3 separate regions of the Homo sapiens genome follow, and regions 1 and 3 are each linked to region 2. A link is a loop called in an ENCODE intact Hi-C map of the cell type or tissue named here. Cell type or tissue: IMR-90. All regions are shown on one strand. Region 1 holds the start of LOC124902124 (a long non-coding RNA gene). Region 2 overlaps BNC2 (basonuclin zinc finger protein 2). Region 3 overlaps CCDC171 (coiled-coil domain containing 171).

Region 1 (2,500 bases), 150 kb after region 2:
AAATAGAAAACCCACCAGCAGCAGCAGCAGCAAACAGTGATTTCAGCCTTTCTGCTTGGGTAGCTCATACTCCCTGAAGTGGACTTTTCTTCCCTGAGTTTAGTTATATTTTTTACATCTTTCCTGAGCTTTCATCTTGCAGGGGACAGTGGGTGGGGGCTTGTAGACTCAGCTTCCAGTTGAGGGTATCGTAGATACCACCCCATTTAACCAATGACAGGGCCACTTACTCAAGCTAGTCCCGTATTGTGGCACAAGCTGTTGGAAGGTCAGTTGGAAGAAAAATGTATATTTGCACACGCTGATAAAATGGAAGCCTCAGAGTGGCAAGAAAATGAAAGTGAAAAAGCCTTACAGTGTCTGAGGCTTCAGATTGTTTTTCGACCTTTCTTCTTCTGGTCCACACAGCAGTGTTTATCTTTGAGGTGGTCTGACCACGGCTCGATGTCTGTTTTTCCTGCGCAATGTAGTCATTCCCCCTGGGCTGTATGATTTGACACATGACAACAATCTAAGAGCAGAGATCAAACTTCTCAGACTCATGGCAATGTGACAAGTAATGTGTATTGACACAGCAAAGTGCATTCTGGAAATACGAGTGGTTGGGCGGGCACAGCCCCTTGCTCAGCTAGAGATAGCTTAAATCATAGGCTTCAGTTGCCCACAAAGATACAGCCAAAATTTAAATAATAATAATAACCAGCTGGAAGCTGCAATTCATTGAACTCTTTTCTCTCTCTCTTTTTCTTTGGGTATCATCATGTTGAAAGCAGGAATTTTGTGGGAAAATAGTAATAGTAACAAAAGAAGAAAGTGAAAAAAAGAAATGAAACTAAACCTCCTTAGGGAATATTTTAAAGTACTGCATGTTCTCCTCCATCACTCATTCTGCAGATGTCTACTGAGTAGCTCCTTCGTGTTGGGCACTGTACTAGGTTTCCGAATACTAAGGTGAATGACCTAGAGATAGGGCACATCATACCTACTCACAAGACACCCTACCACATGATGCTACAAAGGTTTATGGGACCCCCAAGAGGGGGCATCTAACCCACATTTGGTAGTTCCTCCATGCGTTCGACACATGGGCATTTAGCCCTACTATGTGCTAAGCGCTATTGAGTCTGTCTATTCCCAGTGCTAAAGAGTGACTCCTAGTGGTGACCCAAGGTGTGGCGGCTTCCTCAGGATTCAATAGGGCATTGCTCACGAAAGGCTTTCACTGCCTGTTTGTGGCATCAATGATTGATGGCATATATACTGAGGAAAAGTGAACTCGTTCGCCCAAAAGAAGATTTTTTAAAACACTGCTGTGGGAGAAGAATCATCACAGAGTTGGGTAATCGCAGGGGAAAGAAGGATCCATTTGAAGGATGGAGGTAGGTTTAGAGAAGATGTTGCTAAGGAGGTGGTCACAGAGTTCTGGGTATGGCTTTGGTGCTTAGACTTGAATCCACATCCTTTTCCCCTGGTGGGGTCTCCTGCTATTGCACTGGAGCCAGGTCAAACTGGCCCAGCGAGCCAGTCATGCCTAACTCTTTCCTACTGCATTTTCAGTTCTATCGCATTGGTAGCTTGAATTTAGCCATGGTGGGAGTATTTACACCACAGAAATTGGCAAACTCTACAAGCCAGAGCTCTTCTTCTACAGCTACCCCTGCCCCCGGAACCAGTTGTTAAACACTGATCAGCACACCACTGTCTCCACACAAGAATCCCTAGCTGTATGAAAAACTCAACACTGATTTCATTAGATGACTGGCAAAGGCTTATACCACAGTGCAAAGCTCTGGTAAAAATTCACATCCATGCCTTAGGCCTGGGGACCCTAACTTCCATGAGGGCAGTGCTGGGACCCTATGCTCAGGCTGTCCACAGAGAGACAAGACAGACTTCCAAGTCTTTTGAGAAGATTCTGAGCCAACTTCCTGAAGCAACTGCATGGACGAATTACGGAAGTGGCGTGAACTGGTCAAGACAGGCTGCTGCCCTAGATGACGGATGTCCCACTCAAGGGCACTTTACTCAAGGGAGCAGCTGTGAAATAATAGTAATGGGGATGATCCAGGGCTTCTCTGAGAGAGCCAGAAGTGGAATACACCATGCTTGGGGAATTGTGTTCTCTTTCAACTCAGTGACCCCACTCTCTAGGAAACATGACTCACTTAAGGCTGGGCTCTGTCTTCTCAAGCTGAGCACCTTGTCCCATGGAGTGGAGCCCACAGGGAATGGGGAGGACTCAGAAGTGTGAGGAAGGTCTGTCTCCTAAGGGTTAAGGAAGAAATCCGAGTTGATAGATGCCTCTTCCCTCCCCAGCAATGAGGGCTGAATAAATGGCCACCGATGGGAAAGGCAATAGGGCACTAGCGTGTGGAAAGGCACAGCATTGTGGGCAGAGGAAACCGTGGAGATTTCTGTGGGACCTATTTTGTGTTCTCAGGGGAGAGGGTGATGGCAAGAGGAGAGCATAGAAAAGAAGATGGGACCCAGGTTGTGTGGG
Region 2 (2,500 bases):
CTTCTCCTCAGGAGAAACTATGCACTAGGTTCCCACCAAATACAATGTGACCTTTTTTTCCCCTTTCTCTGTACACACCCCAGATATGTGCCAAGCAAATGAGAATGAGGGCCGTTGACAATTAAAGCATAAAGAAGCTAGTCACCAGATTGAGATGGACATGCTGCTAACTGCTGACAGCTTGACCTGAGCAGTCCTAACTTGTATCTGGTCTGTTAGCATTGGGTTAGATTGACTAACAGAGTAAATAAAATTCACCTGTCATAAGACACGCTACATCTGCTATCATCAAGAAACAAATCATCCAGAAGAAACTTTTTTTCATCCTGTGGTCACACCCTTTTCTTAAGAGCTTCTTTTTTAAAATTATGACAAACGAATTTCATTCTTTAAAATCACTTATCTTCTCCCAAACTTGAAGTATTTAAATTAGGTGGTTTTGCTTTTCCCTCTCATTGTTTATTTTTTGGGGATGGATCTAAATGAGTAAGATGAGCAATAAAAGATACCAGAAAGACTGGAGGGATCACAGTGTTTTCATCAGAACTAAGTAGAGGGTCGGTTCCTGCCCTGGTTTTGGGGTAGCTAGAAAAGGAAATCATGAATGCACTGGAAATGTTGGCTCGAGAGAAAAGACTGGCATAGCTCTGCCTCGCAGTGGGTGAGAGCGTATTGATCGTAGGGACCTGCAGAGTTCCTATGACCAGGTGAGTCGGCTCTGAGGAAGGGGTTAGGAAAGCAAGTACAGCTGCATGAAATAGCTGAAGTTCCTTTGGGGTCAGGAAGAGCCGACAATTGTGGGGTTTTGGTTGCTTTTGCTTTGTTTTTGAGTGGGAAGTGTTGCTGGAATCCCCTGAGAACCGAAAGATGCCAGGGGTCAGCAAGGCTATAGAAAAGGCCAGTGGTAACACCTCGTTTTCATCCTAACAGAGGAGTAGGTGCGAATGGCACCAGCATGGATCGTTCCTTTCTTGATCATTACTCATGCTTGCCACTGTAGCAACACAACAAAGCCATGATTGTAATTAATACTAGGCTAAAGACCTTGATCAAAATGGGAGCTCATTTACTGTTCTATGAGGTATGTAAGTAACTTCTCTTCACATTTTCCCTCAGAGATAAACCACACGTGGTAGTCTTGTTTGCGTTAGTACTAAGGTCATGTTTGATCTGTCCCAGACGAGTCGCATATTTCCTGTAGCTGGAGTGTTGCTCACCATAAATGGTCATTTTCAAAAAGTATTGTGTAATTCCAGCTGTACAACTGACCAGTGAGTTATCTGTCATCACTGTTGCCCACATACCCGTCCTTCCTTGTGTAGTTTCATCATCCTCATCCTTCCCACATCTTGCGCAAAATGATTTTCTGTGCTCATTCGGCAATAACTATGTTATTCGGCATACTGTCTTTTTGGCATTTGTTGAAAAATCCAAATGCTTTTAATCCAAAAGATTAATCCAAATCTTTTTTAATCCAAATGATTTTAATCCAAATCCAAATAACAGGAGGTTAAAAAAAAAAAAAAAACTAAGCATTTTTACATGTACACTGAATTGGATCAGCATTATTGTTCATTATAATGCTATATATATTTTTGGAGCAACATACTATAGTTGTCATAAAACTATCTTTATTCTTCTCCTCTAAAGTGCTGTTGTAAATTCATTTGACCTTTACTGCAGGAAAAAAAAAAATCTTTTTTATATAGGATATGAAGACCAAGGCTCAGTCTGTAACAAATAGTGGACCATTACAAAAGAGGAAAGAAAAAAGCCAGGGCTGAGCAGCAAGAAGCTTCAGTTCAATTTCACCTCGTATCTTTCTAATAACATACTTGTCACTTTATTACCTTCCAGTAATGTGAACGCTGCTGACAAGACTGTCACACTAACAGCAGACAACACCCTCTCTGCTTCAGCCCAGCTCTCCTGGCTACTTATTGCCCTGGCCCTGAAGGGACACAAACTAATAGTGTGCTTTCCAGTTCAGCACTTGGCCATCAAATATAAAAGGATGCGTAATTGCCTGTTTATCCCCTTGTGAAGGAGAAATTGACTACAAGGGCTAGGCTTTCCCATCGAGTTCCCTGATGTACACACACATCCACAATCAGTCAGTCTCTCTCTCTCTCTCTCTCTCTCTCTCTCTCTCTCTCTCTCTCTCCCCTCTCTCTCTCCTTCCCTCTTATTCTCCCCTCCTAACATACAAGCACATACACACACCTACTGTATCTGTGGGAAGCCCAAGGCTGCCTCTCGATGCCCTCTCCAGCTATTAAGTGGACAGTAACAAGATGACTTCTTAAATAAAGGGTCAGTAGAGAGATGCTGTCTGTGACGGCATCCTTTGCTTCTTTGAAAACTTAAGTGTTAACAATTCCATCTTGAGAGTAATGGGTGTGGCCCTATAATTAGAGCAAATTTTCCTGCAAGTCAGTGGCATAAGTAAGATTATATTGCCCCCTAATCTGTAGGGAAAAGATTAAAATATTTTTCTTCC
Region 3 (2,500 bases), 540 kb after region 2:
CTTCAATAGAAAACACAGATAAGTTTAAGCTTTGCTGAAATTAAATTACTTCATAAGAAATGTTGGATATATTTTGGAATTAATATTGAGATATTTCAGGTATCTCTTTTGATGTTTACAACTAAAGTGATTTATTATTTTATTTTTTTTCTAAAATTACTTATTTTCAAACAATAAAAGCAACAAATTGAGACTTGCTTAAAGAGGTAACAGCCTAGTGTCTTATTGTCCTCTGCTGATAGGAAAGTATTTTCTTTTAATACTGTACTTTGCCATAAAACACATTTTTCCTTGGTAAAAACACTTTTCTGGATTATTTTAATAGGCTAGTTCTAGGCTTTAAAGAAAAAAACAATATTTTGTAAAGTATACTGTTACATGATAGAAGAAAAATGAAGAAACATCTATTTGCATCTCCTTTAAATTATTCACAATACTTTGAGGCTTTCATTCTCTCCAGTTAGTGCAATTTATTTTTCTATATGTCTCAGTAGCAAACAATGTTATTTAGACTCTAACCTGGCATGCTACCACCTCTGGCCCGCCCTTGAGCCCCTCCATTGCAAAGGTCTCCAGGTGCAGTTTGGGTAGCTGTAGGGTGAAGTCATTCCTACTTGCCGCAGACCATGACAGCGAGATCTGATCTCTGACCTAAAGGGAAAAAAACAGCATCAATGGTAATTCCCCTTCAGACACATTAACTGGGATGAACTGGGTCCCCTTGAGCCCACTGAGTGGACTTGCATTGATCGCTGGACCTGAAATCCATGAATAAATTTAGGACTAATTGATTTTTCGTTGCAAATAAATCTCTAATTCAGAGTGCTGGGGGAGAATGTTAAGAAGAAAAAGCATCCTCCTGCTTGAAATGAGGGAGGGGAAGAAGAGTCACTAGAGCTCTTCTGATCAAGAGGTTTTGAATTATTTTTTCACAGTTCCACCCTAAAAAGGAAGAAAAGAAAAAACATTCACAAAATCAAAAACAACAGCCATCTCCTAATCATTATCACCTGCTTAGTAACATGTGGTGTTTAACTGATATGAACTGATACATATTGGACAAGATAGTTATTAGGTACTAGTCTTTGAAAAGAAAACTTCAATAACATGTACTCTAGAATCAAAACAAATATACTCAACACAAAAGGAGACTTAAAAATATACAAGAAAGAGGTTTGTTTGCCCTTTTCACTCTTCTAGAATTGCAGGATTTTATTAAACTTGAGTCTTAATGATTAAATACATATAAACCAACACAGTCACACAATTTCTAAACAATACAACAGATAAAATCAGTAGTATTTGTACTCTATTTTAAGTATTCAGAAAGCAACAATACAAACACATCACCGATATGGGAAAAACACCAATTCTCTAGTCAGTATGGAATCACATGCAGTTGATATCACACTGCCACCTTCTGGACAAATGAGAAAATATTCCTTATATAATATAAATGGAAACATTCAAAAACAGATATTTTGGTTTTTAATTTCCAAACTTAGTAAAAGCCTTAAGAATTCCATAGTTTCGTTTGCATTTAAGAACAAAAAGCTCTCATTTTAATCATATAGTTTAATAATAGGAGTTTTCAATACATAGGCATATTTTCTAACTTTCCTTATGCTTGGAATAGGTTTTAAAATTTTATCTATTTGTTACCATATACTTAATAAATATTATACAATTAGCTCAATGCCACAGAACAAAAAGTTTTTTATCAGGTAGCGAAGGTCAAAAACAAGGTTAACTATAAAAATTGCATTAACTGCTCAAATAAATATATTTCTATCTCTAGTTTTATCCAAGCAACTTCAAATATAACTTGGCAAAAATACAAGATAGAAAATTTCTCCTCCATTTTTCTAGCCTACTTGGGAAGCTTGTAAAACTGTTTGAATTATTTTTATTGTATTAATTAGTTCCTTAGGATATACACACATTTCACAAAACAAACTCTATTGAGTTTCTTTAAGCCAGCAAACACACACAAACATATAACGGCATCTTTAACTGTTCACGCTAATCTATGGGCATAAAAATCCTTATATGTCCCAAGCTGATCTGAAGACTTTCTGTCAATAAGAGAATGTCAAAGTGTATGCTGTAAAACATACACTATGATGTAATTTTTATAATGATGTGAGTACCACATGCATGCTGGAGTCTCAATTCACAATGTATATTTATCTGCAACAAACACTCTCCAGAGTCTTCACTCAGGATAAGAATGCTGTTAAACTTACTTAGCATAACAAAACAAATCGTATTTTACAACTACATTTGTTTTAGGTTTTATATTTTACATGTATGAATACCTTCTCTTGCTTTTTTTTGTCACCAATGTGCACTCAGATAAAAGAAAACATTAATGTGGATTAAGGTTCTGAGAATTTATCAACATCAAACCACTAGTGTTTTGCCTTCTACCCTTCTGAACCACAGTCAATAGATCTAAATATTTTACTGCACCCTGGCCAATTCATTGTTTGATGTTTAA

What was found. Hi-C counts contacts between places; a loop is a spot of excess contacts. Peaks named below come from ENCODE experiments on the same cell type or tissue, not always from the same donor. Only the 100,000 strongest peaks of a DNase experiment are listed, where the experiment ranks them.
Region 1: a loop joins it to region 2, with 2.6 times the contacts of the local background. A loop is called at or near these places in 2 of 110 quality-filtered maps.
Region 3: it touches region 2 in a loop (2.7-fold over the local background); 2 of 110 quality-filtered maps call a loop at or near these places.

Annotation. Positions count from the first base shown.
Region 1 is chr9:16,265,486-16,267,985 of GRCh38, reverse strand. All of the region lies in intron 1 of LINC03041 (long intergenic non-protein coding RNA 3041), which reads left to right. It overlaps LOC124902124 (a long non-coding RNA gene), which reads right to left and starts at 523. Exons shown (of 2, transcript XR_007061424.1): 1 at 356-523. In IMR-90, a CTCF peak has its summit at 1,159 (motif pointing left); no DNase peak of the experiment used is centred here; H3K4me3 peaks cover 679 bases; H3K27ac peaks cover 662 bases; H3K27me3 peaks cover 325 bases.
Region 2 is chr9:16,412,385-16,414,884 of GRCh38, reverse strand. It overlaps BNC2 (basonuclin zinc finger protein 2), which reads left to right. Exons shown (of 7, transcript NM_017637.6): 7 at 1-2,500. All of the region lies in intron 2 of LOC124902125 (a long non-coding RNA gene), which reads right to left. Among named protein-coding and RNA genes, the nearest start is that of LINC03041, 140 kb to the right of the region's middle. In IMR-90, no CTCF peak of the experiment used is centred here; a DNase peak (open chromatin) is centred at 1,234; H3K27ac peaks cover 1,161 bases.
Region 3 is chr9:15,872,683-15,875,182 of GRCh38, reverse strand. CCDC171 (coiled-coil domain containing 171) reads right to left here. Exons shown (of 26, transcript NM_173550.4): 24 at 520-651. Among named protein-coding and RNA genes, the nearest start is that of CCDC171, 320 kb to the right of the region's middle. In IMR-90, a CTCF peak has its summit at 1,409 (motif pointing left); a DNase peak (open chromatin) is centred at 1,392.